3 separate regions of the Mus musculus genome follow, and regions 1 and 2 are each linked to region 3. A link is a loop called in an ENCODE intact Hi-C map of the cell type or tissue named here. Cell type or tissue: left cerebral cortex. All regions are shown on one strand. Links, peaks and the distances in the headings refer to the core of each region. The heading gives the core; the rest is flanking DNA. Region 1 has its middle 28 kb from the start of 4930448I06Rik. Region 2 holds the start of Pou3f3 (POU domain, class 3, transcription factor 3). Region 3 has its middle 69 kb from the start of Gm29260.

Evidence for each region. Hi-C counts contacts between places; a loop is a spot of excess contacts. Peaks named below come from ENCODE experiments on the same cell type or tissue, not always from the same donor. Only the 100,000 strongest peaks of a DNase experiment are listed, where the experiment ranks them.
Region 1: a loop joins it to region 3, with 5 times the contacts of the local background. A loop is called at or near these places in 3 of 42 quality-filtered maps.
Region 2: a loop joins it to region 3, with 6 times the contacts of the local background. A loop is called at or near these places in 5 of 42 quality-filtered maps.

The regions. Positions count from the first base shown.
Region 1 is chr1:41,147,766-41,158,399 of GRCm38, forward strand. No RefSeq gene overlaps it. Among named protein-coding and RNA genes, the nearest start is that of 4930448I06Rik, 28 kb to the right of the region's middle. In left cerebral cortex, for the core only: a CTCF peak has its summit at 4,962 (motif pointing right); DNase peaks (open chromatin) are centred at 4,905, 5,649, 6,088, 6,653 and 1 more place.
Region 2 is chr1:42,688,522-42,699,155 of GRCm38, forward strand. It overlaps Pou3f3 (POU domain, class 3, transcription factor 3), which reads left to right and starts at 7,247. Exons shown (of 1, transcript NM_008900.3): 1 at 7,247-10,634. The coding sequence starts at 8,625. The coding sequence ends at 10,118. Pantr1 (POU domain, class 3, transcription factor 3 adjacent noncoding transcript 1) reads right to left here and starts at 6,304. Exons shown (of 4, transcript NR_027826.2): 1 at 6,226-6,304. All of the region lies in intron 1 of Gm46091 (predicted gene, 46091), which reads left to right. In left cerebral cortex, for the core only: a CTCF peak has its summit at 2,899 (motif pointing left); DNase peaks (open chromatin) are centred at 2,875, 5,114, 5,523, 5,873 and 3 more places; H3K4me3 peaks cover 4,794 bases; H3K27ac peaks cover 4,696 bases.
Region 3 is chr1:41,668,473-41,679,106 of GRCm38, forward strand. No RefSeq gene overlaps it. Among named protein-coding and RNA genes, the nearest start is that of Gm29260, 69 kb to the right of the region's middle. In left cerebral cortex, for the core only: no CTCF peak of the experiment used is centred there; DNase peaks (open chromatin) are centred at 5,948 and 6,389; H3K4me3 peaks cover 362 bases.

The DNA of each region.
Region 1 (10,634 bases), core at 2,772-7,771, 520 kb before region 3:
ACACATTACAGCGTTATATTCTACAGGGGCTTGAAGGGCTACTTAGAAAGTGTATAGGAAGTGACAACTGTATTAATGCCTCTAAACCACTCCACAGAGATCCTGGAGCCTTTCGTGTAGCAAGTGGAAAAGCCCATCTTTACAGAAAGACACTTGACTTCTGGGAGAAAAAAAAATAACAACAGGTTCTCCCATCTTCAGCATCCTCAAATCAATCTGGGATTTTAGGCGTCAATCCCTGATTTGGTGGAGTGGGTAGTTTTTAAACACCTTTGGGTACAGTGTCTTTGCTGTAGCACAGAAAGCCTATGTAGTAGAAGTGGATTTTCTCAGTCCAACAACATGAATGGATGCGTAATGGTGCTTGCTAAGCAAACTCAGCCGCCTAACCTAGATCCCTAGAATGCGCCCAATGGAAGTAGAAGCAAAGAACTTGACTCTACAACATTGTCCTTTTGTCAAATGATCTTCATTACCATTGAGTAGCACAAAAACCCAGGTCTACCCTTCAACACACACACACACACACACACACACACACACACACACACACACACACACTTGTTGTTCTTTCTGTTTTTTATGTAATTACTTTTCTTCCATGTGCTTTGGTGTCAGATCCTCTAGAACTGCAGTTACAGATAGTTGTGAGCTATCATATGGGTGCTGGGAATCAAAGCCTGCTCCTCTGGAAGAGCAGCCAGTGCTCTTAGCCACTAAGCCATCCCTCCAGCCCTGTTTATTGTTTTATCAATGGGAGACATACATTTACTTTTCCTCTATTGTCTACAAAAATCTCCATTTGCTCCCTTTCTTTGTAGCTCCAGTCTGGGTTTTTTTCCTGTCATGTGGAAACACTGTTGCACGTCTGGATAGTTCTTTTTAAATTCTATCAATGAATTTTTAAAATGATATCAGCAACCTTCTTAATTTGTTTCTAGTTCAAATAGCTTTCTTGCAGTTATAAACTCTCTTGACTAAACAGGAAAAACATTCTAAAATATAATAAAGAGAAAGAAGTATCAATAGTGTCTTAGTGAGGGTTTTACTGGTGTGAACAGACACCATGACCAGGGCAACTCTTCCAAGGACAACATTTAATTGGGGCTGGCTTACAGGTTCAGAGGTTCAGTCCATTACCATCAAGGCAGGAACATGGCAGCATCCAGGCAGGCATGGTGCAGGGGGATCTGAGAGTTCTACATCTTCATCTGAAGGCTGCTAGCAGAATACTGGCTTGTAGGCATCTAGGACTAGAGTATTAAAGCCCATACCCACAGTGACACACCTACTCCAACAAGGCTACACCTCCAAATTGTGACATTCCTTGGCCAAGCATATACAAACCATGAAAAGTAGATTCCACCATCAACTCAGGCCTTGCTCCCAGGTTGGGCATCCTTGTTTTCAAGACCAGGGCCTGAAAGGCCTAACAGTTCATTTCTGCATCAGGACTCTCCAGGTAGAATATTGTGGTGATGGCCAAGTTTTGAGCAGTGTAACAGAATGAGGGTTGAAATTGGATTTCATTTATATCACAGTTAATTCATCAGATGTAGGGACCAGAGAGCGACAAATCAGAGTCTGCTAGCAGACTCAAATGTAATGTCTATCAAGGACTCCTGTAGTTTATAACAGTTGCCACATGTAGTGTGGAGAATGCACATTTAGAAATCATGACCAGACTTGAAGCAGATTTTGTTCCTGTGTCTTTGAGGAAGTTCTCATTTAACATGAAAGAAGCAGCCTGGGCTCCTCCTGAGGAGAGGGTAGAGCATTTAAACTTGCTGAACCCTCTTGGAGTGCTCCGTTCCATCAGCAGTGGAGCTGTGAATAGGAAGCGTTTCTTAGCTCCTTAGGTTATGGAGTGGAAGGTTCTCCCTGACAGAAGGAACCAGCAGCCTCTTGACGAGGGGTGGGAGTGGGGACAGCCTCTCCCTAGTGCACGGCTAAGGAAGGAATTCTCTTGTTTCTCCACCATTAATTCCCTATGGAGAACTGAGCAAGTCCATGGTTACCAACATGAGCTTTCTACCCTGACAGCACCCACCCAGGGACCACTGGAAGCCACCATAATCATGAGAGTGTGCTTGCCAGGCACCAAGGGGTCTGTGCTTAATAGTGACACCTTGTGACAATGGGGAGCTAGTGTAATGGTTATCCCAGGGGCTACTACAGTTCGCTGGATCAGAGAGGCTGCACCATGGAAATTACTAGCTCTGGAGACGTAGGCATTATCAGCAAGCCACATGTCCTTACCTTCCTAACAGCAGCCTTGGAAAATGTCCTGGATTGACTGCAGAACTTTCCCATAACCCCATTGAATAGTCATCAGGCATGGTAGGTGTGCAGAACTTTCCCATATCCCCATTGAATAGTCATCAGGCATGGTAGGTGGTGATGCGGAGATTCTAGAAGTCACCTTATGCTGCTACGTTTACATATAGACTGACATTTGCAACCAGCACTTATGCACTTAACAGTTTCAGAACACAGATTCATAACTGAATTAACTTACGGAGTCATTTACAATTAGGCTGACAGAATCAAGCGGTGGTTCCCCACCTATGTGGTGTGACCCCTCTAAGGTCAAACAGCCCTTTCACAGGCGTCAAATATCAGATATCCTGAATATCAGATATTTACATCATGATTCATAACAGTTGCAAAATTACAGTTATGAAGTATCGATGGTTATGGTTGGCGGTCACCACAACATGAGGAACTGTACTGAAGGGTTGCAGCATTGGGAAGGGTGAGAACCACTGGATTAAAAGAATATAAGCTGCCCCTCAAGCCCCATGTGGTGTTTTGGAGTGTGTGTGAGTGTGTGTGTGGGGGTGTGTGTGTGTTTGTGTGTGTGCTTGTGTGTGTATAAGTGCTCATGTATGCTCTATTTAATGATAGAGTAATAAAAGCAGTCTCATCTCTCCATCTCCATGTAGGAATGAGCTTGGGTTGACTCTCTCCATGCAATGGCATATGAATTTGGCCAAGATGGCAAATCATGGTTCTTTTTAACTTCAAAGAGACTACCTCTACCAAACATAAGGAGGCCTTCACCATAGTTCAGGAGAGGCTGCAGTTTGACAATCTGTTTTGCAGTGCACCCATGGGAGAACTCACAGAAGCCCTGTATCACACACCAGAGAAACAGAAGCAAAAATACTTTTAAAAAATGCCTAAACCACTCTTCCTTATTGTGAATTTTTTGTTATTTGGTTGTTTTAGTGTTGGAATTTGGGGGGGGGGAGTTGTTTGGTTGTTTGGTTTTGTTTTATAATTGCTCTATGTTTTTGTACTTTCATTCTGTAATGAAGTTCTGGGGAACATGGTGTTGGGAAGCTTGGCGTTGTGGAACTTAGTGTCGAGGAGCCCTTGGATTTGATTAGTTTGTGTTCAGTTCACTTTTTCCTCACCCTAAAATTTGGGGAAAGTTAAAGATATTTAGGAATGAGCTTGGGTTGACTGTGTCCATGGAATGGCATATGAATTTGGCAAAGATGACAAATCATGGTTCTTTAACATCAAAGGCATAATATTGAGAATCTATTAATAGTCAAAACAAGTTGGATTTCTTCTGTCCTTGATCACGGCAGTATTTTGGAAGCAATTGGAGAACTAAAAGGAAAGGACAGTGTGTGACTGGTCTCTGATAGTGCCAATACAGATGACTATGGTTGATGACTTTAAATGTCTGACTTAATGAATTCTGTCCCTTGTGCTATAAATACAGAAAACAACTTAAAAATGCCACAAATCTCTCTCCATTGGACTCTTTCTGTTCACTTCTTTACATATGGGATTTTGCTGCAATTTAAGGGATCTCATGGCAGAATACTAGGTCTGAGAAAAGATAGGCTGGAGAGAAAGCAAACTGACAATTAATACATTTATTTCTTTTTGCCTTCTTTATAAGTTAATGGGTGTTAATTAATAGGTACTAAAATTAATCATGGTAGGGTAGGATTATTCAACATTTTTGGGTCCAATACAGTGGTAACAGCTTCAATCAGAGAGTAACATGCCCTCCTACAAGTAGCGCTTAATTACAGGGATTAGCAAGCAGCAACTCTCTTAGTTCCCTTTAATTTTTTTCTGAGACATATTACAGCTGATTCCTGGTTCTTACACCTTCACATAGCATAGGTGGTACTAGGGATGAAGCTGCCGATGGGAAACATCCAAGGAGAACTGGCTGAAATAGCATGTCCAAGGAGCAAATTAAATGAAAAGCAAAACCAAACAATTTCCTTTTAACTGTGCCCAGATCCAAATGTCTTTTCAGTATTAAAGAAGCAAAATAGTCTTAATCATTTACTTATTGTTAAGATCATATAAATACAAGATTTCTTAGCATGGGCTTTGGTGCAGCATCGAGTTCTAATGGGGAAGTGACATGCTAGGAGCTACGCCTCTCTGCTAGGTGACAAGGAGCTTTGGTGCCTTTTCTCTGGCGTGACATGGGATTAGGGCAAACATGAAGTGAAGTGGGTGCCTTCATTAACCGGGAAGGTGAGGGGGGCGCATCATGAGTATTTTTTCTGGTTGACCAAAAATGTCTAGCTTAGTTCATTATAGTGAAATTCATTTGGCCTCTCTAGCAATTGAATCTTATGCCAAGTACGGAGCTGGCAAAAATTATATGCAGAGGAGGGTGGTTGAATCCCCAAAGATGATCCTGAGCTACTCAAAAGAGTTTCTGGTCAAAGTCTTTGAGCACAGTGCAAGATAGAAAAATGGAGTGGGAGGAATTTTTGGGGCTACTTTGCAATCTAATAATGTCAGCTTTTAGGGCGGAGGAGTAGAAAAATGGAGGTGGTGTAACTAGAATAAGAATATTCTAGGATTAAAATGTTATCTTTAAATATTGTGCTCCCACAGCACAGCAACCCAGGGCTTTCATGCTGGCTGCCAAGAAAGACTAAATCTTTTTCACTGTAGAAGTAATTAAATGTTCTCAGGCACCACTAGGTGGAGATGTAGGTTTACTCACTACTCTCTTGGCTAAGATGGCCCAGGGATGTCTGGAAAATCCTTAACAAAAAATTTACAGTGCTGGAGATTGATCAATTATGAACCCTGATAACCTCACATTCATGCTAATCTTTTAGGAGGAGGGACATACAGAGTTTTCTTTTAAAAGTCATCACATAACCACATCAAATGGACCTCAATGAGAACCATAAGTGGTTTTATGTGAATAATTTCTACGTCAAAACTTTAGATTGTTAAGGCTGAGAGAATCAGTATATCCTGGTTATGAACTGTCTACTGCCAATACACATATTGTCCTTTATTCTCACACCAGCTGGTGGTTCCTAGCGAGAGAGAGAGAGAGAGAGAGAGAGAGAGAGAGAGAGAGAAGAGAAGAGAAGAGAAGAGAAGAGAAGAGAAGAGAAGAGAAGAGAAGAGACGAGCAGAGAAAAGAGGAGGGAGAAGGAAGAGTTTCCAAGCACAGAGTTTTCTTTTCAGCTTTATTAGTGACAATGTGCCAGCCACTGGCAAGAGCTGGAAAGTGCGTGTTCGAATGTGAGGGGTTGTTTCTAACTGAGGTACTTTCTGAGAATCTCATTACATCACATCTCAATGTGTGAAGTGTGATTCACGGCACAGTTTGCTAAAGGCTAGTTAGCTCTTGTCTCAACAGTCTTAGGTGTCTAATATCCCATTAATCAAACCTTAGTGAAATGAAGCATTTCAGTTTGTTTTGGCTAAGCCTCCCTTCTCTACTTAGTTGACCCCTTTTCTTTTATGTAAACTTTTCTATGCCCATTGGTGGATGGCATGAGCTACCCGATGCCTTCCAGAACAGACAATGAGTACCAACCGTTTTCTGGGAAGGCAGGGAGCCATTTATTATTCTTCCTTTCACACTTGTCTCCCAGATGAAAATGCCCTTGAAGTTCATTTAATCATTCATCCACATTTTCTCGCTCCCCCATTCTCTTCGCTTCTTTCAGAGGAAGAATACCTCGCAGATTTCATCTAAGTCGCCCATGTAACCCTACTCCACAGAGGGGCTATTCCACCTGCCCGGATCCCATTTAAAGACTTGATTTTCTCATGGAGGAAAGCAACTCTCCACTCACGGCTGGGAAAGTTCCAAGAACAATGCTATCACTGCCTCGCTACAGTCATGGAAGTCCAACGCCCCCTCTGTGAGATACAGCAAAGTCAAATAAATAAATAAATAAATAAATAAATAAATAAATAAATAAATAAATAAAATAAAGTTTTGCAGTAAGCCATCATTATACCAAAAGTTAATCAGGGTGTCAGGATGGCTGAATCATCTAAGTTGCCAAAAGATATTTTTAAAAAAATCAGGAAGGTATCTTATGCTTGAATATCAAAATGTTTACAATTTAATGGCCATATAAATTAATTAGTTAGGACAAACAGTTAACATTTTTAGGGGCCACTCATTGCCAGTGGGAACACGGGAGTTTATGTGTAAGACACAATTTCCAGCCTAACACTGATCTTTGGCTGCTAGAAGTTAATGTTAAGGAAATTTGAATTCCTTTTTCAATCTGCATCGGCACTAAGGACTGGATTATTCAAGTGCAGAGAACACCACGGAAAGAGGAAGTTGCATTTTTCAGGCTCAGCCATGTGCTCTTTAAAATGCTTGCTTCATGGCAGTCTAAGCTTGCACTGACAGTGTCTGGTCTGCCTGAAACACCCCAATAGAACTGTAGAAAGCACAGAGTTCGGCAGCCTCTGCTAGACCTTTGGGAATCTTCTGGTCTGCACTGGTCTGACTCAAAACAGCAGCATTAATGCTGCAGGACTACTGTCTGCATGACTCTTCTATTCAGCAAATGGAATATTCCAGGAAACACTAAAGTTATAGAAATATACAATCCTTCAGGCGTAGGGAAAAAAAAATTAAACGTACCTTTGTAAGATGTGGCTTTCTCTAAACTACTTGGCTTGTTTTCCCTGCCTGTAAGCAGTAAGTGCTAAAAAGACCAAGGGGTTTTTGTGTTACTATTATCCCTAGTTTAGTTATACACTAGAAGCTCAGTGAGAAAAAGTCACAGGACTTGCCCAGGAACACACAGTAATGAGTGAAGAGATCAGGTTGCACAGCCTGGCAATCCCCTGCCAACACACACTTCATAATCATATTTCATTCATGTGCCACAGGACAACATTTCCTTGAATGAGAGACAAGCTCATACCCCAAAGATCCCATTAAGGTTATCTCACAGATTAATTGTAGTTTGTAAGTGTATGATGCTCAAAGACAAAGAGGGGCCATTGGCACATTCCCAAGAATACACCCCGTTTGTTAAGGGACCCATGTCCAAAGAGATTTGCTTCCAATATAGCATAACTTTATTTATTTATTTATTTATTTATTTATTTATTTATTTAAGAAAAGATTTTTCTTAGCTAATTTGGACATGGAAATTACCCTTTAAAATACCTGATGGTAGTGCCACCTTTTCCCAAGAGATAAACGGAATTTTCTCAGTTTATCTTTTCACATAATAGGATTTTTTTAAAAAATTAAAAATAGCATTTTAACATATCATTAGTCTTCCCTAAAGTAAACATACGATGTATACTTTAAATCTGTTTTTAGTACAGTCAGTACATGTACATAAGGATGCTATTGGGAAAGTTTTTTTTGTTTTTTGTTTTTTTAAAATTCAGTCTGTATTATTCCTTTGTAGAAGTACAAAGGATTTTAAAAATCAAAATATCTTTAGAATAACACTATATATTGGCTAATAAATAGTTTCAAGCAATATTCATATAAATATCATACACAATCACTTGTGTGCATGGGATTATGTCTGAAGAAACTCCTGCAATCAGCATAAACTTTTCCCAAGGGAAATAGGTATCTTTGAACCAGGCATAATCTAAACATAAAAGTATTGTTTTACTCAAACTGAATATTAGAGAAATTCATATAGATGAAAAACTTCAAATCAGGACTTAGTAAGAACCAGAAAGTACAATCTCTGCCAGCCCCCATCCCTTTCTTAGCGAGACCCCAGCTCTTTGATCCCGTGGAAGTTTAAAATCTTCATAATCAGTTACAGTTTGTGTAGAAAGGTCGAGGGCTTGCCTCAGCACATACTAAATCTTAAGACTTGGCTTAAGAAAATTCACAGTAGAAGAATAAAAAGATTCTCTTGGTGGGTGAGATAGGAAGGGAAACACGTTACACGGAGCCTTAGACTAAGCAATTATTGGGGCTCAACTTGCTCTTGCTTGTCATGCAGAGGAGGCGATTGCTATGAGACTTGTGGGCACAGATGAGCAAGGGAACAGAGGTTAGGTTCCCCTTCAATTCTTCTTTCCCACACCAGGCGGAGGAGACCCCCAGTCTGCCACCTGTGTTTCTGACAAACCTGTGTGACCTTCTAACCACCATACCCCCCATTTCATCCTTAGTAACTTTGAAGTTGGGACTCAAAAATGTTTCCACTTTCACTTTTAGACTCCCTGGTCTTGCCCAAAGGAGTGTGTGCTTCCTGGATGTTTTCTTTCAAATGTCTGGGAACGTAGGGCAAACCAAATAGAAGAGAAAAACAAACACTGAAGAGAACAGAAAAGGAAATGGGCTACCTTGAGAGACTCCTCCCCCCACTGACAGAACAAACGTGGCATCAAAACAGGACGTCATTTGTCATGCACGACTCCATTTGCTAGATGTGAATCCCATGGAAGGACATTTATCTAAATTATCCTGATAAAGTGCCATTACTCTGGGTAGAGAGAAAAATGGTCGGAAAGGCCAGTCAGCAAACGAGAATCTTGCTTTGGTTTAATTGAGGCAAAACCTAAGGGTGCATGGAGTAGCTAGTGCTTTGCACACTCATATGTATGTGTGTAAACTCAGTTCTAATACCCCAAAGTTATCCCAGTAGCTAGTCAGTCAGCTCTTAACAACACAACCCAAACAGTAGTGATTCAGGACTTTAATATAAACGGAGGCCTTCACTGCTTCAGTAATAGAAAGCCGGTTACCAGATTGTAAACAAATATAAGTAACGTCTGCTAGTCTGTGCTGACAACAGATAAGAAGATAAATGCAGATCTTCTCTTAATTAGCCTTTCTTAATTAAAAACAGCAGCAGCACTCTGATCAAAATGAACTCTGGTGGGAGTGTGGTCACTCGGTCTTCTGGGTATCACTTGAGGAAAATTAGATTTTTTTTTTTTGCTCTTTTCTAGGATAAATTGTGCACTAAAGAAGGAATAAATGCTGTCTGTGATCAGCGTCCCCTCGGTTTTTATCTGCCTGAGATGGATGTGTCTCTTGCCGTTTGCAGAATGGCGTGGGGGCAGACTTAGCCATCATTAGCACCCCGGGATGGATCCAACTCACTAATTACTTATGCTGTCCTGGTTCACTGAGATTTAAGTACCAAGTCAATCCCATTATCTGCAGTCTCCCAAGCTTGCCAGAGTCATCCGTCTTTCATGGAAAAGAAGCACCCGGGTTATCAATTGGACCCTGCAAGACTTGGGATTTTCCTACTTCGGAGAAGGCAAGATTAGTGGGACTCAAGTCCAGGCCCTGCTAAGCCGCACTTTGGATGCGATAAAAGTAAATAAAGTGACAATTATCCATAACTATGTGAGGAAACTGGGAGGGGTGAGACAGAGAGCGAGGGGAAACGGAAGGAAGGAAGGAAGGAAGGAAGGAAGGAAGGAAGGAAGGCAGGAAGGCAGGAAGGCAGGAAGGCAGGAAGGCAGGAAGGCAGGAAGGCAGGAAGGAAGGAAGGAAGGAAGGAAGGAAGGGAAAAGAGCACAGGAAAAGCCGGTCTTTTGCTGTCCTGCGGCCTGATGTTTCAAGCAGTTCTCTGCATCACCTCTGAGCCACACACGATAATTCATGTTACAAACACATGGTAATACACTCAGAAATCAGGAATTAAAGTATTCTGAAGGGCTGTGTCCTCTACCCCCTCTCCCCCCCCCCCCCCCCCCGCCTCCCTGGGAGAGGAGAGATGGAATTGGAGAAGCGGCCCTGGGAGCCTTGTGAGTGGGCGACATGCTCAGTCTGCAGGCGGGCTGTGAGGCCAGGCCTCCTCAGCTGCTGGGGTCCGGTGATTGGCACCTGCTCTGCTGAGGGGAAGGGCCTGGCAGCTATTGGCAGCGCTGTCACGTTCATTTGCACACTTTACGGAGCAGCAGTGTGGCTACTAATACAAAAAAGGATCTTCTGAGCAGCGTGACATCTCTCGGAATGGAATATTTGTCTTTACAAATGATTGCTCTGCTGCCAGCACTTGACACGGTGCTCGCAAACACGTGTAATTGTTGGAAGTGTAATGATGACTATTTGCATATTTAATGTTCAAACAGTTTTGAAGAAGCAACCTAGACCAAACCTTCTAGGGGGAGATTTGAATATGTTCAGCATCAACTCGAGGAGTCCCAGGAAGTAGGAGGCTGATGCGGGGGGGGGGGGGCAATGGCAGGGATAATTGGCTTAAAGTTCAACCACACCATCCTGTCTGGGTGCTTTTATTCCGGGACACAATAGCTCTCTCCAGGCTCATGGGGGTGGAAGTTCAGCAACACCAGAGATGTGCTTTCTCTTGGCTCCGTTTCAAACGTAAACTGCAAGACACTCTGTGTCAGCCTGGTTTTACATTAAC
Region 2 (10,634 bases), core at 2,695-7,694, 1.0 Mb after region 3:
CAATCTTTTAGGACCAATGCAAGAATATAAACTCCAGACACCTCTGGTAAAACTCAGTTTATATATCTGGGCTTTTGTTTTTTTATAACACACACACACACACAAACTCTGTCTCTGTCTCTCTCTCTCTCTCACACACACACACACACACATACATACACACATACACACATACACACACACCAAATTTACCTTGAAATATTTTTCTAGCTAGGACATATCCACGTTTGCTGCTAATGAATCATATTTTCACCATCGCCTCCAGTCTATCAGGTGGACTCTGTGTTACCTAGTCCTAGGAGTTGAAATTTGAAAGAGACCATGATGTCGGGAGCACAGGAAGGGTGGTGAGGGGCAGCCAAGAATAATCCATTAGTTGCAGCTTCTCCAGCTATTGGGAGAGAGCATTACCAGACCTGACAGGTTCAGGCACACAACTAGAGTGGGCAAGCAGTTGGAAATGGGTTGCTTCAAAAGCACATACAGTATTACCAAGTAAGTTACTGTGCTTTCTCCGTTTATTTTGCACAATTAGAAATGCCCTGCAGTGTAAGGAGGAGGGAGCTTACTTTAAAGAATCATAGTTTCTTTGAATTCATGATTACTCCTTCAGCCCGTTCTGAAGAAACCTAAGTGCTTTCTCCCTTCCTTCAGAATATATAAACCAGATATTAAAGAGATAGAAAGTGGGGGAGGGGTGCATACTCCAAAACCTTAGCAATACCAAGAAGTGACTAGTCCACTGTTCACCAGATAAAGCCTCTTTTCTAACCAAAAGCCAGTGTTGCAGATCCCTCCCCATTTGTATAAGCCATACATTTGGGTAAGCCAAACATCTATTTTAATGTGTAAAGGCTAAGAGAAGCTGCTTTTGTGTTGTACTTTGTTGGACTGCCTTGTCATTGTCAAATGGAAGCAAATGAGGAGGTACCCACTTCATGTTAGGCACCTCTGGCTCAGGTAATTTTCTACGTTCTCTCATTTGGCAAAAGCAACTGCAGTATTCTCAACAAGTCTGTAGCTTTTGCCCACAACTTTGGATCTTCATTGATCCTTGATTATCCCCTAAGTCATTGCAGAATTCTAACATGGCCCCTGTAAACCAGCAGGTCACCTCAAATTAACTTGTTGCTTTGCCCCAAATTCTTATTCTTCTGTTTCTTTTGCTGAAAGTGGACCACGGGGGTTCCCACCACTTCCTTGTTCTTCTGAGTATATTTTTCAGAGAGAGAGAGAGAGAGAGAGAGAGAGAGAGAGAGAGAGAGAGAGAGAGAACAGACAGCTGCTTAGACAACCACAGCTCCAAGAAACTATAACACAGGAGAACATGCTGTATGAAGAACACGGAGACCTTCACCAATGTTTTGCGATATGGATGAATAAAAAAAACAAAGTGTCCCCTCCCTACTAATACGTTCTGAATGCTCTGAACAGCCCTGAGCATGCAGAGCAAGCTAAGCTTGGGGTTTGTCCCACTCTGTGGACTTCTCCTGGAAATCTTTTGTCTGCAATGCAGAGCTGAGGAGGAAGGCAGTGGTTTGGTTCGCATGAAACCTTCCTCAATTCTCCACTTGAGTTTATTAGCACAAACCTAACACTGCATCTTCTGACGCCAAATGTGTAAGGTCCAGTGTGAAATCATATGGTATACGTGTATTTGAGCAAGTGTCTCTTGCTTACAGGATTCCTATAATCTTTCAAACCTAGATGAATTCACATCCCACTTCAATCCAACCCCGACCTGCTAAAATTAGTTTCACAGAAAAACTTAAGGCTGAAGCCTGGTTGGCTTGGAGCAGTGTTGAAAAGAAGCCAGTGGCAACAACCCCCACCCCTAGAGGAGCAGCAGAGCTATCAGAAAGGTCAGGCTTTGTGACTCCTTTATTCACAGGTGCCTTCAGCTGCACTGTGGAAGCCAGCTTCACACCCTAGTCACTCCAGCCTTGGCTTTCTTAGTAACTCTCTAAATCTTCTTGGGAAAATTGTGTAAGACAAACTGACTAAATCCTCAAAACCAAGGGGATTTGCTCTTCACTGTTTTAGGTAGCCTCCTAGTTTGCTACAAAACTTTTTCGTTCTTTGTCAGGGTTTTCATTGGCAGCACACATACACAAAAGGAAAAAAAATCTTAGGGGCAGAAACTTTATGTTCCACTAAAATTCCTCTTTATCTGTCCTTAAAAAGGTTCAAGTCCACGGTTACCTCTATCCTCTGTCTAGCTTGTATTTTCTTTTCTCTACAGAGCCCTTCAAGGGTAACTATTAAACCCTTTGAAAACAGTAAGAATGAAAGTAGCTACTAGGTATCAAATGGACTGAAAGATCCCAGGCACCTGCTATATGCTCAAGACCCTAAATTATACCCAGTTGTGAGATTATGCCCTGCTGAAAGGACCATCATTTTTACATATACCATATACTACCTCAGAATTCATTTTGCTTTCTAGTTCAATTCCAAAAAAACAATCACCATCATCAGCCTGAAAGATAGTTTCTTAAGTAACCTATATTGTAACCATAACGGTTCTCTCTCTCTCTCTCTCTCTCTCTCTCTCTCTCTCTCTCTCTCTCTCTCTCTCTCTCTCTCTCTCTCTCTCTCTCCCAGCCCATTTTATTTTATAAACAGCCCTAACCACGCTTTCCAGAGAGAAATGGGGAAATAGTTTCAATATCCTCTGGCTTCCTGGGTCTTTTACAGACATGGCTAGTGTGGGAGAGACCACTGTCCTGGTATTTTAAAACTCTGTGTTGCCCAATCATTTCCTTTCTTCCCTTGAACATGCACAGGAAAGGTAAGGGTGTTTGTTCTTCTGGCAAATTTGGAAAGACTGATTTGCTTTTGAACTGGCTACATTTTCCTCAGCTACTGCTAAGTCGAGTCAGTGCGCCCCCTGCCGACTAGTCAATAGTGTACTGCTAAGCAAAGTTTATTTTGTTCAGTAAACCGTGTCATATAAAATTAACAACAACCAATAAAATTAGCTTATATGTTTCAACTGTAAAAGTCCAAAACAAAATAAAGCTAGTTTTAGTAGTCCTAGAAATCTCTAGTTTGGCTTCTCCTCTTTGGCTGAATCAAGGTCCTTTTATCTAAAGCCCAGTGCACAAACATATAGCTTAATGTGACTAGTGTTCTTCCTTTTATTTCTTTCTCTATGGCAACCAATATGCTCTGCTCAGAAATGTTCCCCATCAAGGAAACAAATGATCTTCAGGGAGCAGCTCTATATGGCATCTGGTCCAATGGAGCACACGGAGTTAACCCCAGTCAGAGGCAAGGCTGTAAACAAGGGGAGGGAACCTGGCGATGCTGAGCCCCTCCTCAACTGACACCTCTTCCTCCCTCATTACAAACCACTGCATTGATTTAGCATCAACTGTTTCCAAATAAATTACCAATTCAAAATTGCAAGGTGTTCTGTATACAAAAGTGCACTATAATTTCAGACATTTGATACTCCCCTCCCAATGTGGCTTTCTTCAAAAGAACAAATCCAAGAAGCATTTAAAAAATCATCCCCAGACCATTTCACTAAAGTAACATAATCACACTGGCCTGGACTTAGCATCGCTATTTCTTTCGGCCATATTTATTTAAGTAAGTATATCCTTGAATTTTATAAAACCGGGAGATAGTGATAAGGAGGGATAGATCTGACTGTCAAAAATAGAAAACATGGAAAATCTGGTTCTCTATACTGAAGCTCCATTGTCCTTGGGGAGTGGAGACCCAGGATATCCTGGTTAGTTTTGATTGATCACCTTCTTTCTGATGGGTTTTCACTACTGAGCCAGCACACACCGCCTGCTCCCCACTTGCAGCTTTAACTAGGGGGACATTGACTTCCTGCCTCTTCTCCCTCACTTCTTCCTCATCTCTAGCCCTCTGCCCTCTGGTTGCCAGCCCCCTCCCCTCTTCACTGGATCCTACAGCTCCCTGTCCTAATCTGGGCAGACTCACAATTCAGACACCCCCACCAAGACAGGCCAGGCATCTCCCTCTTCAGCCCTGATTCTCTGGGGAAAATTCCAAATAAGAAATATTTATGTTTAGTAAACAACTCATTTCTAGGGTTTACCCCTCTCATGATCAACAACTAAAATTAATAGCTCTCTCTCTCTCTCTCTCTCTCTCTCTCTCTCTCTCTCTCTCTCTCTCTCTCAGAAGGGTAAAGCTCTTGCTGTGAGGGCCATTGGAATCAGTCCACCTTTTTATGTATTATTTTAGCAACGTCAGACCTGTCTTACTAACTCCCTTCCACACACTTTCCCTTCCCCGCTCCTCCCAAGCAATGAAAATAAAGCTTCCAAACCTTCAAGAACACAAATAAACAATACACCAGAAAGGAAGGAAAAAGAGGAAGCAGAGCAAGAAAAACCAAACAAACAAAACAACAACAACAACAAAAAAAACACTTACCCAGCAAATTCCCAAGGTTAGACTTTTAAATAAAAGGTGGTGGTTGGTTTTTGGTTTTTGGTTTTTGTTTTTTGTTTTTGTTTTTTGTTTAAAAAAAAAAAAGTAAGGTTCCTGGAGGGGCAGAAGAGAAGGCATATTCTCTACTCTCCAGAGCCGAGTTATCCTTAGCCTTCTCTTTACACTGACTCCTCTAAGCCCGGTTCTCTCTCGTCTATTATTTTCACCAAAATATATGAAAATGTATGCAAATGAAAATCAGCACTAACTGTTCTCCCCTTGTTATATACTTTGGATTTTTTTTTCCAGACAAAACAATCACACTCCGCAGAGGGAGGGGGAGGATTGGGTGGGGTGGGAGGGGGGAAGCTGGGGAGCGATTTGAGAACTAAGTACGTGGGGGGTGGGGGGAGAGAAGGGGACAGACCTGGGAACAGAAGTGCGTTTCTGTTATTGAGGAGCACAGCGTTTGGGGGGCTTCCCGAACGTGCACACCCTCCTTGCAAAGAAAGAAAGTGGATCTGTTTGCTGAGGCGCTATCCCGTTTCATCAGGCCACCTGAGACGGCTTTTGAAAGCGTGTACTGTGAAACTCATAGCAGTAATTTAGACAAAATCCTCACTGTATATTAATGAAAGGCGGCCCCATGGCTCTGTTCCTATCCTCCCCATTCAGTGTAAACAAAACCACGAGACTCTTTCGGTTTTTGAGCCGGATCCAAGCAAAATCGGCAGGAAAGGAAAACACGGGGTGCTGGCACCGACTATTCAAACGTCTGCACCTGGAGATCTCAGATTTATTCAATGAAATCTGTGTTCCATCTTTTATATATACATATACGCATATATAAATATAAAAAGGAACCTTTTGGAATGGAGGGGGGAATCCGTTCTGTTTTGGGGCTTTGGTTACTGCTGCCTTTTAGATCTGTTTCTACGATGGTATCTTTTCACCCCGGCAAGCAGGAGCTGGACCCGATCCTACATAAATGCCCCGCGTCTACGGTTAATCTCGAGATCACGCAGAGGCTGCGAGGCTGCTGCTGAGCTGGAGAGCTCCCTCTGTAACTGAGTTCACAGAAGTGAGCCCTCTAGAGAAATTATGCATCGGGGAGAAGGCAGGCCAGTTCTTTATATTCGGAGCACACCGACCGCCGGGTTACGTTCTCGGCTGCTGCTTGGACTAGAAACTGCAGATTGCGGTCCGGTGCCCTGCAGCTGAGGGTGCGGGGTGCAAGCACACGCACACTCATTAAGAGTCGTGTATTTATTGAATGTCCGAATTGGGTTAGTTCATTGGAAATCCCCAAGGAGGATTTAATTTGTCCTTGTTTTCGTTGCCACTTTCTCTTTTTTCTTGGTTCGCTGAGGTTCCTCTGTGCGGCGTTTCCGCTTGGCCGCGTCGTCCCCCCCCCCCCCAACACACACACACCACACCACCCCCTCTTCTCCCGCCTACCGGGCGCACTCCTCCTCCCGGGCCCCTTAACTCTTTCAGCTGGGTTGCGGCTGAGAAAGCACTTGTCGACAGCGGTCACAGCCACCTCGCAAAACCTGAGACCCAAAGAAAGAGGAAAATAAAGCGTCCCCATGCCCAAGAATAGCAAGCGAGTGAAAACCCCACCAATGAACACACTCACACGCGCGCACACACGCACGCACACACACACACACACACACACACACACACACGAGTCAGCGGTAAAGGGGACCGGGGTGGGGGGCGGGTGAGCAGCTAGCAGCCCTAGGCCCTCTAGGCGAGCTGAGGCAGACACTGCATTCTAAAGGCATTGGGATCGAATACACTTACGATGAATCTAGGGGGACGGTCGGGCTGATTGCCTTTCAAATACCTCGCGTGGCTTCGTTGACCGGCACCCTCCAAACTCACAAGGGCACGCACGATACTTGCAAGAATCCCAGAGGAGGGTGGGTGGGAGGGAGGAAAGGAGGGAGGGGGGGTTGGAGAGCGAGCAGCCGCAGCAAGCGGTCGGACTCGCACGCGCGGGCCCCGCGCTGGTACAGGGCTGCAGGTTTCCCAGATGATGGCATCCGAGAACTTAAACAAAGAGGGTCGCCGCCGGCGCGCCGCGGCTGCACAAAGTTGCAGTGGCGGATTTCCAAGAAGCTTGGCCACAGGAGCTCTGCGCGAGGCAAGCCTTCCTTTCCCACCTCCTGCAGGACAGAGATGGGGGCCCGCGCGTGAAGGGAAGAGGAAACTTTGAAACCAGTGGGGACACATCTGTCTATAGGTATTAGCTTGAACGTACATCCGCGGCGCGCGCTTTACAAATCTCTCGCGTGGGGTGGGGGTGCGACACAACGCAGTCTAGGTAGAATGGGTAGACTGCTATTTTTCAAGATTTTTTTCCCCTCTTCATTTTCCTCCTGGTCCCCCTTCTACCCGCCCCCTCCTTTTCTCTTCCATTTCTCTCCCAACCCCCCCAGACCAATCGCGAACACAGGGAGCCGCCAAGGGAACGCAGACGTTTGGGCTGGACACTAAGAGTTAAGATGTGGCGGAGGGGTGGAGCGAGGGGGGGGGACGACGAAGGGGGCGGAGGGGGAGGGGCGTGGAGGGGAAAGTGGCGCGGAGGAGGGAGGATGGGGCGGGGGGGGGGGGACAACAGATTTCCAGCTTCTACGACGCTCTGCCTAAATTAAAAAGCAACCAATCGGAACGGCCGGAAGGGGGGCCAGGCGTCCTAAGCCAGTCATTCCAGGCTTGCCAATCACCCAGCGGGTAGCCAATCAGCAGGGGCCCTGGTGCTCGACTTCCTTGTATTTGGGAAAGTGTGGTGGTGGGTGCGCGCTTGCGGCGGAGGGTAAACATTCGACAGTCCCTGCTCTGAGAGGGAGGGACGGAGAGCGAACTGTCAGATCCTAGCGGGAGCGGGCGCTCGAGAGAAGGAGAGAGGGAGAGAGAGAGTGAGAGAGAGAGGGAAAGTGAGACAGAGAGAAAGAGAGAGAATCCGGGCGCAGAGCTAGCTCCGGCTGCAACTCTGCCCCGGCACGCCTGCTCCCGCGCCCGCCGTCGGGTACTCTAGGAGCGGTACAACGTGCCCACAGGAGTTGGTTGTGTATCAAGGATTCCCTGTATGCACACACACATCTCCACCTCCACCAATGCACTCTTCTTCCTCCTCCTTCTCCAGACAACTGCCGGGGAAAAAATAAAACATCAACCCCAACCTTCAGCAACAAGGTAACAGAACAATTCGACATTTTTTTTTCCTGTTCAATTTTTGCCTTGTTATATTTGTTTCCTAATTTCTACCCAAAAGGAAAGATGTCGCACCAGACTGTGAGTGTCGCGAGGAACATGAAAAGGGACTCTTGTTTCAGAGACGTCCAAGAGCTCCGGCAATAACAACTTCAGAGAAATGCACCATCGCAAGAAGTTTTCCTAGGACAAAACAAAACTTGAAAGAAGCGAACCAGGGGGGCAGAACAGGAGCCAGCCGCCCCACTCCGCAGACGCGAGCCGCCAGCATCACCACGCCTGTAAGGACCGGAAAAGTTTTACTATAGTAAGGGGAAACAGTAAGATGTGTTGCTGAAGATCAGGGAAGACAGCGGACCAACTAGGAGCGGCCAGATTGCTGGCCACCCACAATTTGGCCAAGGAAGAAAGGAACCGCTTCGTCCTTTGTTGTCTCCCGTGAAACCTTCGCTTAGCAGGTGGACAGAGCCCTGTGCCGGGCCAGAGTCCGCACTCGTCCGAGGACAGGAGGAGCCGCGGAGCCCTTGCTCCCCGAGAGAGCGCCCGAAGTACGGGTCCCCGCCCCAGTGGGCGAGCCTCGCTGGAGCCAGCCGATCGCTCCCGGCCAGGGGGGAGACCACGACCCCCCCTGAAGGGGCTGGCCACGGAGCTCGCCCGGAGAAGCGATCCCCCCTCCCCAGGGCGCTGCTCCTGCTGCAGCGGCGGCTGCTGCTGACCGAGGCTAGCCGGCGACCCCCGCGCCCTGCCAAGCGGCCTTGCAGCTGCAGCCCCGGGCCGCGGCGGCGGCGGCGGGGGCGGAGGCGGCGGAGGAGGAGGCGGCGGAGAAGGCGGCGGGGCCGGCGGGGACCCGGGGCGGGGGAGGAGGAGCGGGGGGGGAGGAGGCGGGAGGCGGGGGGGGCGCGGCGGCGGCGGCGGCGGCTGCGGCCGCGGCTGCTGCTGCGGCGGCGGCGGTGGTGGCGGCGGTGGGGTGGCGGGAGCGGAGCGGCATGGCCACGGCGGCTTCTAACCCCTACCTGCCGGGGAACAGCCTGCTCACGGCCGGCTCCATTGTGCACTCGGACGCGGCCGGGGCGGGCGGCGGCGGAGGGGGCGGCGGCGGCGGCGGCGGCGGGGCGGGGGGCGGCGGCGGCGGCATGCAGCCGGGAAGCGCCGCCGTGACCTCGGGCGCCTACCGGGGGGACCCGTCCTCGGTCAAGATGGTCCAGAGCGACTTCATGCAGGGGGCCATGGCCGCCAGCAACGGCGGCCATATGCTGAGCCACGCGCACCAGTGGGTCACCGCCCTGCCCCACGCTGCCGCCGCTGCCGCCGCTGCTGCCGCCGCTGCCGTGGAAGCCAGCTCACCGTGGTCGGGCAGTGCGGTGGGCATGGCCGGCAGCCCCCAGCAGCCGCCACAGCCGCCGCCGCCGCCGCCTCAGGGCCCCGACGTGAAGGGAGGCGCTGGACGCGAAGACCTGCACGCCGGTACCGCGCTGCATCACCGCGGACCGCCGCACCTCGGGCCCCCGCCGCCGCCCCCTCACCAAGGACACCCTGGGGGCTGGGGGGCCGCAGCCGCCGCCGCCGCTGCCGCCGCAGCCGCCGCCGCTGCCGCTCACCTCCCGTCCATGGCGGGTGGCCAGCAGCCGCCGCCGCAGAGTCTGCTGTACTCGCAGCCCGGAGGCTTCACGGTGAACGGCATGCTGAGCGCGCCCCCGGGGCCCGGCGGTGGCGGCGGTGGAGCGGGCGGTGGAGCCCAGAGCCTGGTTCACCCCGGGCTAGTGCGCGGGGACACGCCCGAGTTGGCGGAGCATCATCACCACCATCACCACCACGCGCACCCGCACCCGCCGCACCCGCACCACGCGCAGGGACCCCCGCATCACGGCGGCGGCGGCGCGGGGCCAGGGCTCAACAGCCACGACCCTCACTCGGACGAGGACACGCCGACGTCTGACGACCTGGAGCAGTTCGCTAAGCAGTTCAAACAGCGGCGCATCAAGCTGGGTTTCACCCAGGCGGACGTGGGGCTGGCTCTGGGTACGCTCTATGGCAACGTGTTCTCGCAGACCACTATCTGCCGCTTCGAGGCCCTGCAGCTCAGTTTCAAGAACATGTGCAAGCTCAAGCCGCTACTGAACAAGTGGCTGGAGGAGGCTGACTCGAGCACTGGCAGTCCCACCAGCATTGACAAGATCGCAGCGCAGGGCCGCAAGCGCAAGAAGCGGACCTCCATCGAGGTTAGCGTCAAAGGCGCGCTGGAGAGCCACTTCCTCAAGTGCCCTAAACCCTCGGCGCAGGAAATCACCAACTTGGCCGACAGCCTACAGCTGGAAAAGGAGGTCGTGCGGGTCTGGTTCTGCAACCGACGCCAAAAGGAAAAACGCATGACGCCCCCTGGCATCCAGCAGCAGACGCCGGACGATGTCTACTCGCAGGTGGGTACCGTGAGCGCTGACACACCGCCACCGCACCACGGGCTTCAGACCAGCGTGCAGTGAATGCCGGGGCGCAGCGCGAAGAGGGCCGCCGCCGCCGCCGCCACCTCCGCAGCCGCTGTCAGCACCGCCATGGTCGCCGTCGCCGCCGTCTCCGAGCCGCCGCCGCCGAGAACCACCGCTGCTGCTGCTGCCGCCGCCGCCGCCGTCACCGTCGCCGCCGCCGCCGCTGCCGCCGCGCAGACCCAGCACCTGGCCAGTGCCAGGGCATCTAGGCCTCCTCCCCTCCGCCCAAAGACAGGCGTGCCACGGCCCCAGGAGGGGGGAGGACAGCTGGAGACCGATGAGACTCTTTCTGAAGTCCAAGAAAGGAGGGACCAAAAAAATTTTTAAGCATAATAAATACCAAGACTGTTTTATATGCATATATAACAAACAAAACCGGAAGAGGAAAAGGGGCAACAGGGACATCTCGTTTATACTGTGGTGGTGTTCTGCTTCTGTTTTGAAAGAAGGGTGAAGATGCCTAACGCACCTAAACTGCACACTTGAGGTACTGTCCACACCGAGATGTCCTGC
Region 3 (10,634 bases), core at 2,928-7,927:
ATCAACACAATTTTATTGATCTTCATGATACTAATGGCTACTTCATTTCACTTCAAGTGTCTAGAAGATGGGAGGTCCTTGGAAAACCAGAGAAACTGAGGCATAGAAAAAAAGCCTAGCTTAATTTTAATGAAATATGCTGACTGATTTAGACTGCCATTTCACTTAGAGTAAACAGTAAAGTAAGACTTGGTGAGTCAATTAGAGTGTTGGATATCTTGAGTGTGAATCAGCATACATGTATATGCATGTACTTATACATATGTATATACATATATAAAGAGTGGAGACTTATTTTGAGAAATTGGCTCAGACAGTTGTGGGGTCTGGCAAGTACAAAGTCGCCAAAGCAGACCAAGAAGTAGACCTAAGGCAAACTTGCAGTTCAAACCCAAACACTACCCACTGGTACCATCTTTCTTGCCTGGACAACTTAGATGTTTCTCTTCAGGACTCCAAGTGATTGGATAAGGTTTGCTCACATTATAAAATACGTTTAAGATCAACTTAGGTGTTCATAACATTCAGAAACAAAACAAAACAAAACACACACACACACATCCAGAAACATCCAGAATCGATTGACCAAAATGTCTGAGTATCATGACCTAGTGAAGTTGACACCTGAATTTACCCATCACCACCATGTTTTTCTATGTCACGGTCCACAGAACACAGCACACCCTAAGACACTTTCCAGGTGACTAATGAGGCTGTTCTTAGGTAATGCCAATATTCCACAGACAACATCTAAGATGCTTACAGTGATCGAGATCGCCTGAGTAAGGATAAGTCCTCAGTACCAAGAAGATGAGGTGATGGGTGGTCACTTAGCAGCAAAGAAGGCTGAGTTCTGAAAGTAAGCAAGAGCTCTATTGCTTGGAACTGACCAGAGACTGTGCCTCAAGACCCTAGAGTTTATTTGCCAATGTCAGGGTTGTGGCAGACTATAACTCCAAGGGTGGAGATTTATCTCCAACTTGTGAGATAGACATGGAAAGGCATAAGACATACTCTGGAAGGTTGATGGATTATCAGAAGTAAAAAGCAGATTTCACACAAAGAAAAGACTAATGAAAATTCATTCCTCTGAGGCTCTGAAGTGTGTTGGGATATTTGAGCTGATCAATCATATACTTCTGGTTTCTAAAATTAAATAAGAGGAGAGAGAGAGTGGGGGTGGTAAAGGAGGAGGAGGAAGAGGGGGAAGAAACAGAGAAAGTAAAGGGAAACAGGAAAAAAGTAAACAGAAATAGCAAGAGAAAAGAGATACTCTACCAGTGTCCTCTAATCACACAATAAAGCACAAACAATGGGTGTCCTTTTGAGGTTTGCATGCCTGTATACAGTGCCTCCCGATCATTTTTACCCATCTCCTCTTATGTCAGCTTCCCTCTCCTGTTGGCCTGCTTCCTCTTCTCAGCTAGCCCCCAACTCCTTCCATGTCCTTTAAAACAAATAGAGTCTACCTAAGAAAGAAAATACCATATTTGTCTTCCTTTATAGAAAATATAGACAAGACGTTCATCCTGGATGACAAAGCAAATGAAGACAGTAGCTACCTTGCATACTTTCACAGAAGCAAGCTGTACATTTGGCTGTGGAGTTTCCCCTGTCTTCAGTTCTACACAGACATTTACACTAATTTTAGGTAGGAAAAAAAGAGCCTTTCCTTGGACAGTTGATTTTACCAAATCCACCCCTTACTCTCTCTCCCTACTTCTCAAATACAGGTCCACTATCTTCTTACATTTCATATCATGTATTTTGAGATGAGCATCCTACTGTCGATGAAGAAGTGCATGTTTCTACAACTGAGAATGGCGTGTGGTGATCATTTCTGCGGAACTTCCAAGATGGTCTTTGTCTGTTTGCTCATTCTGGGAGTTTCAACTTTTTTCAAAGCAGAAAGAGAAGCTGGGGGCAGAGCATTTAAGGCCAACAGCGGCAAGCTGTGTGGTTTGGCATCCCAACTGCACAGTCCTGAAATCTCTGCAGTGAAGTAATGGTTAAAGCTTTTAGTGAGGAAGCCCTGGCTGAGCTCTGCCTTTCTACTCTGTCTCCCACAGCACAGGAGTTGCTTGGTTCAAAGTGAGGCATCAGATATGGGTCCACCTAAAAGGCTAATCCATCACCTCCAGCTGATGTTGCTAAGCAGGGTAGATGGGAAGTGTGCGGGATTCCACCAGCCCAGGCACTTTGTGCTCTGCACGGCATACATGCCTCTCCAGGCCTCTCTACGACCTTTCTGTCAAATGCTTCTGTAAAGGATAAAGCTCCATATCAAGGGCATGATTCGGAGTGCAGACACTTGAACAGTAACTGTTAGCAGATAGGCACAGGGTGTGCTCATCAGCATGGGTGCAAACTCCTCCCTGGCAGTCAGAATGCTTACTCCCATCTTGCTTTTCTGAGTGAGAAAGGAAGGTGAGATGGGTCATCCCCCAAGAGGAGCAGGGCTTTGCCTGTCTCTCTCTCTCTCTCTTTTTTTTGATGAAAATTCTTTTGTTAAGCAAATATGCACGCATGACGAAAAAAAAAAGACAACCGCGGGACGTTTCTAGGCTCCCCGTGTAATGGAGAACGTTACAGTGATGTATTATTAATGAATTATAAGATCTAAACTTCTCCAGACCTGTCAGTCTTTATGAAAATAATATCCTTGGCAAATGCCTGTAATTGTAGCCTGTGGAAGTTGAAGGAGAAGGAGGAGGAAGAGGGGGAGGGGGAGGAGGAGGAGGAAGAAGAGGAGGAGGAAGAAGAGGAGGAGGAGGAGGAGGAGGAGGAGGAGGAGGAGGAGGAGGAGGAGGAGAAGGAGGACAGAGGACTGATAAATTCCAGGCCAGCTTAAAATACCCAGTGGGACCCTGTCACCAAACAAACACAGAAAGGAGGATAGGAACGAATGTTAGTGTCAGAAGATAGAAATCAGCTCAGCAATAGAACTAGTTTGCCATATACAAGGCCCCTGTTTCCACCCCTAAGACACAGAGACCACCACCTAATTAAAGAAAAGTAATGTTGGAGAGTAGAAGTGAGCACTGGAAGGAAGGCCCCTTCTCCAGTGTGCAGATGCAGGTGTGGCTCAGTCTCACACATTTTCCGTTTATAATTTAAAGTCTCCTGTGCCTCCCAAATGGGTGCAGACTGGTTTGCTTGTCCCTCCAGACTCAGTATGGTAACAGAGCTGCTGAGAGGAGGCCTCTGCAGATGTTCACAGTGGCCACAGCTGCCCACATTAATTAGTGACTCAGGTGATCTCTGCAGATGGGATACACTGTGCCTGACTCCTATAGCAGTAGGGGCCAATTAATTTCAAGCGCATCACAGATTCCTGTCCCCTTCACTGAACTGAAATCAAGTGAGCATCTCTGTCACAGAGCATGAAGTAGCTTTGTATCTGGACCTCAAACCAGAGATGTTTTTATTCTTCTAATGGGACCCCTTAGAAAAAGCTCTCTCAAGTTCTGAAGTCACCCTTCATGCTGAAGACCTTGGTCCCTGCTCATGAGAGAGATCACAATGCTGCTACATTATATAAAAATACCGGACCATTTAACTCTCCTTTCTATCTTGCCCCAACTCATTTCCTTGCATTTTCCTTCAGCAGGGAACAGGCTAACCCCAGAAAAGTGCTGTAAAGAGAGAACGTTCTGTAGTGCAGACCTGTACACACAGTGTCGTGCTTCAGATCCAAGAAGATCACAGGATTACGTAAACCCACTTTGAACGATTCATGAGACTACAAGGCACCATGTTTCAGAAGCAATGGCCTCCCGAAGAAACATTCAAAGACTGCATCAGCTTCAAGCAGGATTCTTTCTCAACGGTATTTCTAAAGTATCATTATTGCCAGTAGTGATGAAAACATCCTTTTAATGATGCTGTTTTTCCTGAAGAGATGAAAAAAATGACTTTCATCAGACAGGGAACCAGTGACGGATCAAAGTCATTTGCTCCTCTGACATCCAGGCACCTGGATTACAAGCAGGTTTGAAAATACCTGGTACGTGTGGTATTAGGGATGAGACCCAGGGCCTTATGTATGGCACACAAGCCTTCTATTCACTGAGCTATGCCCACAGCTTTAAAATCTAATATTTAAATGGTTGAGAATTATATATATATTTTAAGTATGGGATATCTCTTATGCAAGGACACATTTCTCTCCTCACTGAAGTAACCACAGTGGATCAGGGTTGCTTTATGAGGTTTTCAGATCACAGACACTTTTTCCACAAGAAGCAAACAATTATGTTTCATATGCATTGTTACCAAGCATATTAGATATATAATTTTGAATTTTGCTTCAACATAATACTTGACACTTTCTTCTGATATAAAACATTTTTATATACTATAAAGGGGGAAAAGGTGGTTTTCAATTGATTGTAACTCTAAGATGTATCCAACCAAGGTTTCTGCTTTTGAATCCAGAGGCAAAAAGGAAAAGAAAAGAAAGGAATTAAAGTTTTGTTCTTTAATGGTCTTTTGCAATGTTGGATCCAGATGAGGGTTACAAGCAGCAGGGAGTTCTACAGTATTGCTTTTGCAGACAGGAGTTTGTAACTTAGTTAAAATGCCCAAGGGATATGGGCAGGATCCTTGATTATCAGGTTCAAAGTTTATATGCTAATAAAGTCAAACATCATGTGTTCTATGCCATACAAATTCTGGAGGTATTCAATAGTAATTTTTCTGAGAATATGATTAAAACCACAATTTACTGACAAATGCATCAATGATGCTGCTTTTCTAAAAGCCTGATTCCTAAAGCAACATCATCAAGGACAATATGCCCATCATTCAAAAGAATTCTACAGCATACAGAAAATTTCAAGATTCATTTGAGTCACTCAGGAATTATTTAAAACTCAAGGAGAAATGCATATCACAAACAATTGCTTCAATGCCCTGCCATAATTCTCCTTCACAATGCAGGAACTACAGCCACCTCTGCCATGGAGAAAGCCCAAGTAACGCATACACACACCACACCCCACAAACACACATGCACACCCACACACCACACCATACAAACATACAAACACACACAGACGCTACACAATGCTTATATATGTAATCTATTTATCTGTGTTTATATATACATTATATACATGCATATATATATATATATATATATATATATATATATATATATAAACATATGTTGTATAAAATTTGTATACTTGTATGTAACATAATAGAAGCCATGCTAATATCAAAACTATACTATAGACTGTATACTCCCATAAACATACAATTTATATCAGACACTGGTACAATGTGTAATATACTTAGTTTCCACATTTTACATTTCAATGGAAAAAGTAACTTTTTAAATGTTGATTATTTTATATTATAGTACTATTTTGTTTCTTTTGGTTGCTGTTTTCATGTTACTTTACAAATAATGAAGATCTAAAATGTTAATTGTAATTTTTTTGTAAATCATATTTCCTGATTTGAAATGGAGGGGGATGCATTTAGCAGTAAAAAGAATACCACTCTGAACAAAACCCGCGTTTTACACAGTGAATTTGTTGGGCTGGGAACATATGTAATAGAAATGCATTATCATTTATTACTCAATTAAATGATTCTTTAATTAATTTTCATTTGTTTCTTCTGCTATTTAAGAAAAGCAAATTTCGAAAGCTTAAAAAACGATCAACTTCCCATCTCTTCTCTTCCTTGGAATAAAAGGTTTTGTTTTTTATTGTTTTGGTTTTGGTTTTTGTTTTCCCTCTTACAAGACATCAGAGCGGAGTGTGTCAGGGGAGAGAGTGGCTGGCTCAGCTGAGGAAGGATGGGAGCAGGCAGATTTTTGGCAGAACTGAATGTGTTAATCTGCAGTGAAATTAGCGATTTAAAAAAGTATTTCTCAGCTGCACATCTGAAAAAAAATTATGGGTCTAATTTTCCTTTGGAAATTTAAAATGTTACAAACTCGTAAAGATATAATTATCTGAGTTTTTCCACCCCACACTCGCCATGCACACAAAAAGGAGTGGGAATTATGTATGGATGTAAATGGGGTGACTACTGCAAAGAATTTAGAAACATTTCAATAAACATACTTGCAAATATTTTCGGTATTTTAAAAAAGTAGGACACATATGTTAAAGCTGAGTGAAGAGGGTCTAAAAGGGAATCTCCAAGCGTGCAGTTTGCTTCTATATTTGTGTGAACCATTTGGTTAAGTATTTTGCAAAATATCTACACTTTATTTTCCAGTCCTTCTGGGATTTTCAAAATACTGTATATCCTACAATAGACTTTTCAACATATGTGTAAGCTGTGGTGTGAAAATAATCGTGGAAATAATTCTAGATCTATATAATCCCACAACCTACTTGCCTTGAATTGGCTGCGTGTGTTTTTCATGTAAGTATGCACAGAAAATATTCAAGTGTTTCACACAAAACTCATTTAGATCCCAAAGCATCTCTGGGGTTGGCACGGCGTTGCCAACCCTGAAGAAATTAGACAACATTTAATAACATCAAGCAGGAGAGCTTCCGCTTTGTCAGATTCTTCTAAAAGTTTCGTTTGAATATAGAGATGTTTAGTTCAAGTGCTCATTCTTTCATATATTTGTAAGTAGGAAATGTTAAACACATTTAAGTTTCTTAAAAATTAATTACTTAATGCTTTTCCAGGAAAAACTTAGATTCCTAAGTAGTAAGTCTTTTTGTTTCCATAACTCTCATAGGAAAGAGTTTTCTGTGGTTCCGGGGTCCCTCCACACCTCTCTCCTCAGAAGTTGTTAGAAGGAGGTTTAAAATAGCCAAGGCTTTTCTTTAACCTTTTCTTTCCTAATTCTCCTCCTCCAGCTTTTCTTTACCCATTTAAGATGTTATAAAAATTAGCGAAGAAAATGCTAGCACTCAGCAGAACTATACACATTCGGGTGCTAAATAAATACTTTTGATGGTGATGAATGCTGGCAAGCCTCCATGGAAGAAAGACCTTACACAAAAGATGTTATAATTATTATGTTTAAATGATTATGCTATAATTATTATGTTAAAAATCTCCCATGCTTTCAGAGCAGCTCAGCAGTGGCAGGGCTGTGACATCCCCATTAAGCCTTATCTATTGCTAAGGCACTTGCCACCTTCACAGGCAAGCCATTCGAAGACAGTGGTGTGGCCAAGCTAGAGCAATCCTGAGTAACGGGAGGGGGACACCGTGGTGGCAGGCTGTGCTTTCTCTCCTTTCCCTTTTTGAGAGGCGTCCTGACACCAAAGAATTACATCTTCAAATTTTGCTACAGGGAGATCTTGGTTCTTTTGCTTCACAGACTGCTGGAGCGATGACAGGGAGTTCGCAGGGATTTACCCACCTCTTTGGTGTAACAAACACATATTTCTCTATAGGGGAGATGAAAAAGCTGGACAAATGTTAAGTATTTTATCAGAAGATGGAATCTTCCTAAAAATGATCTTTTGATTCTAAACCAGCTCTTGGGTTTCCACGGGTTCAGAGATGCACACAGTATGTCAGAGATGCACACAGTATGCTCACGTTTACAGGTTTTCTGGGGACTTTTATTCTAGGTTAAGATAACAGCACCTCAGATCACCAGGGCTTGTCAACCCTGAGAGAATCAGAAAAGATAAAATTTCCTACTCAACAGCTCTTAACTTTGTCAGGTTTCTCTAATAGCTCAGATAAGATGTAGAGATGTTTAATTCAAGCATTAATTTTACATGTGCTAATAGGAAATGTTTCAAAACTTAATTATTTAATGGCCAGGAATAATGCTGTGCACCTCTCTCAGGAGGGTGAAAGTGGAGAGTTAGAAAAAATGATCTAAAGCTTGCCTTGCATATAAAGTAAGACTATATCACAAAAATACTAAGCAAATATCAAAAAGCATTGACACATAGATGGGGTACCTTTGGCAGTGTGTATGTGTCCCACCAGTACTCTAAGTCTTCTGGATTTCTGCATTTGCTGATTGAGGCAGGTTTGAGATTCAGGAGGAACATGCAAACTTGGAAGTGAGCTGCTGGCTGTTCGCTGATACCCAGCATTCCCAAAATATGTGTTGAGGAGAAAACATATTCACTGAGGGTACATCTAGTGGCTTGCCATACATGAAATAACTAATCACTTTCTATTTCATTAATGCCAATAAAGTTTAATAAAGTACACCAGGCAAGACTTTCGAGCCACGAGTATCTGCTACTTGTGTTTCTGATCAATCGCATGGATGAAGCACTGTAGGGTTCACACTTGTGCATTAGACACTGATTCAAATCCAACTCGGACAGAAGTCTTGTCAGAATCACAGAGAACGCTCATCCTCGGGACAAGCAGAGGAGATTACGCAACACTCATTGTTACTACATACTAAGGGTCAGGTTTGCAAAATGCTTTCCTACAGACACAGGAGGAAGACAAGAGAGTAGGAGGTGGTGAGGGAGCCTCCCATAACCTGCTGAGGGACCTTAACTCAGATCTCGTTCTGTATGGGGAAAAGGCACAAGAGCAAAAAAGACAAGTTCACAATCGGAGTTACAGGCCTGGGGATTAATTGAAACCCTTGAGTGGTGCATGGTATGTGACTGCCTATTTAGAGCCAACGGATAGGTTTCCGTGAAGTTAAGGAAGCGAAAAATCCCATACGAAGCTAGTGAGATGTTAAATTCTAATTAGAAGTGTTAATTAAAAAAAAAATTCCAATTTCATCAGCGAGAGTGCTTTTGTTGTTGTGATTCTCTTTGCTACAGTGAATTCTAAGTATCCCGACTCACTTTCTTCTGATGTTACTCGACGAGTCTACAGGGTAGAGGGAAGCTGGCTCCAGCCATGGCTGCCCGGTACTCCAGACTGCTGCTCTTCCCATTGCCACCGCAGGCAGAAGCAGGTGGGCAGTTTCACGGAAGATTTGTGCTTCCAGCATGGGAATTCATGGTAGCTCCAAGTGTGGAAAGGGTCTGGAACAAAAGGCTTCCTTGAAGCTCTTCACACTATCCTAGGCTGCTTCTTTCGGCTTCTCAGACCTGGACAAAGTACGCAATGAAGTTTCAGAGTCTGCAGTAGGTCCTTTTGAGTTGTGAATTAAATTAAACATAACATGACAAGATCTCTAACCAAGACACATTGAACCACTAATTCATAATGCAGACTAAGCCCTCTGAATGAGAATACAGATGTTAGCTTAACTGAAGCTATCATAAAATAAACATTACTTTAAATCCAAAATCAGTAGATTTCCAAAGAACATATGTGTATATTAATATTTTATTTCCTACTAGAGTAAAAAATGTACATATTACTTCATGAAGTTTTAAGCATTTTATTATATGTTTGATAATTAGATAGTCCTAAAATTTACAATTAATATAGAATGAATGGCTAAACATAAAAACGTTTCTCAAATAAAAACTTTAGGGTAAGAGACCTTATGTATCAAAATGTAGAGTATGAACTTTATAACAAAATTATATTAATTTTCTGAATTATTTAAATTCAGAATACTTTGTATTTAAGTATTGACTTTAATTCATATAGCATTATATAAGTGTTCTCTCACTCTATAAAGTAATGGATTTCATAACTTTTTGCCAAGTGCATCACGTACTTTGTATTAACTAGATCCAGTCTTGTACCCAGGTCTCCATAGCAACCAGGTAATCCCTTTCTATTTCCTCATAGTCTCCTTTCCCTCTTCCTTTCTTTCTTTTTTTTTTTTTTCCATTTTTTATTAGGTATTTAACTCATTTACATTTCCAATGCTATACCAAAAGTCCCCCATATCCACCCACCCCCACTCCCCTGCCCACCCACTCCCCCTTTTTGGCCCTGGTATTCCCCTGTACTGGGGCATATAAAGTTTGCAAGTCCAATGGGCCTCTCTTTCCAGTGATGGCCGACTAGGCCATCTTTTGATATATATGCAGCTAGAGTCAAGAGCTCCGGGGTACTGGTTAGCTCATAATGTTGTTCCACCTATAGGGTTGCAGATCCCTTTAGCTCCTTGGCTACTTTCTCTAGCTCCTCCATTGGGAGCCCTATGATCCATCCATTAGCTGACTGTGAGCATCCACTTCTGTGTTTGCTGGGCCCCGGCATAGTCTCACAAGAGACAGCTACATCTGCGTCCTTTCAATAAAATCTTGCTAGTGTATGCAATGGTGTCAGCGTTTGGATGCTGATTATGGGGTGGATCCCTGGCTATGGCAGTCTCTACATGGTCCATCCTTTCATCTCAGCTCCAAACTCCGTCTCTGTAACTCCTTCCATGGGTGTTTTGTTCCCAAATCTAAGGAGGGGCATAGTGTCCACACTTCAGTCTTCATTCTCCTTGAGTTTCATGTGTTTAGCAAATTATATCTTATATCTTGGGTATCCTAGGTTTGGGGCTAATATCCACTTATCAGTGAATACATATTGTGTGAGTTTCTTTGTGAATGTGTTACCTCACTCAGGATGATGCCCTCCAGGTCCATCCATTTGGCTAGGAATTTCATAAATTCATTTTTTTATTGAGGATTTTTGCATCGATATTCATAAGAGAAATTGGTCTGAAGTTCTCTATCTTTGTTGGATCTTTCTGTGGTTTAGGTATCAGAGTAATAGTGGCTTCATAAAATGAGTTGGGTAGAGTACCTTCTACTTCT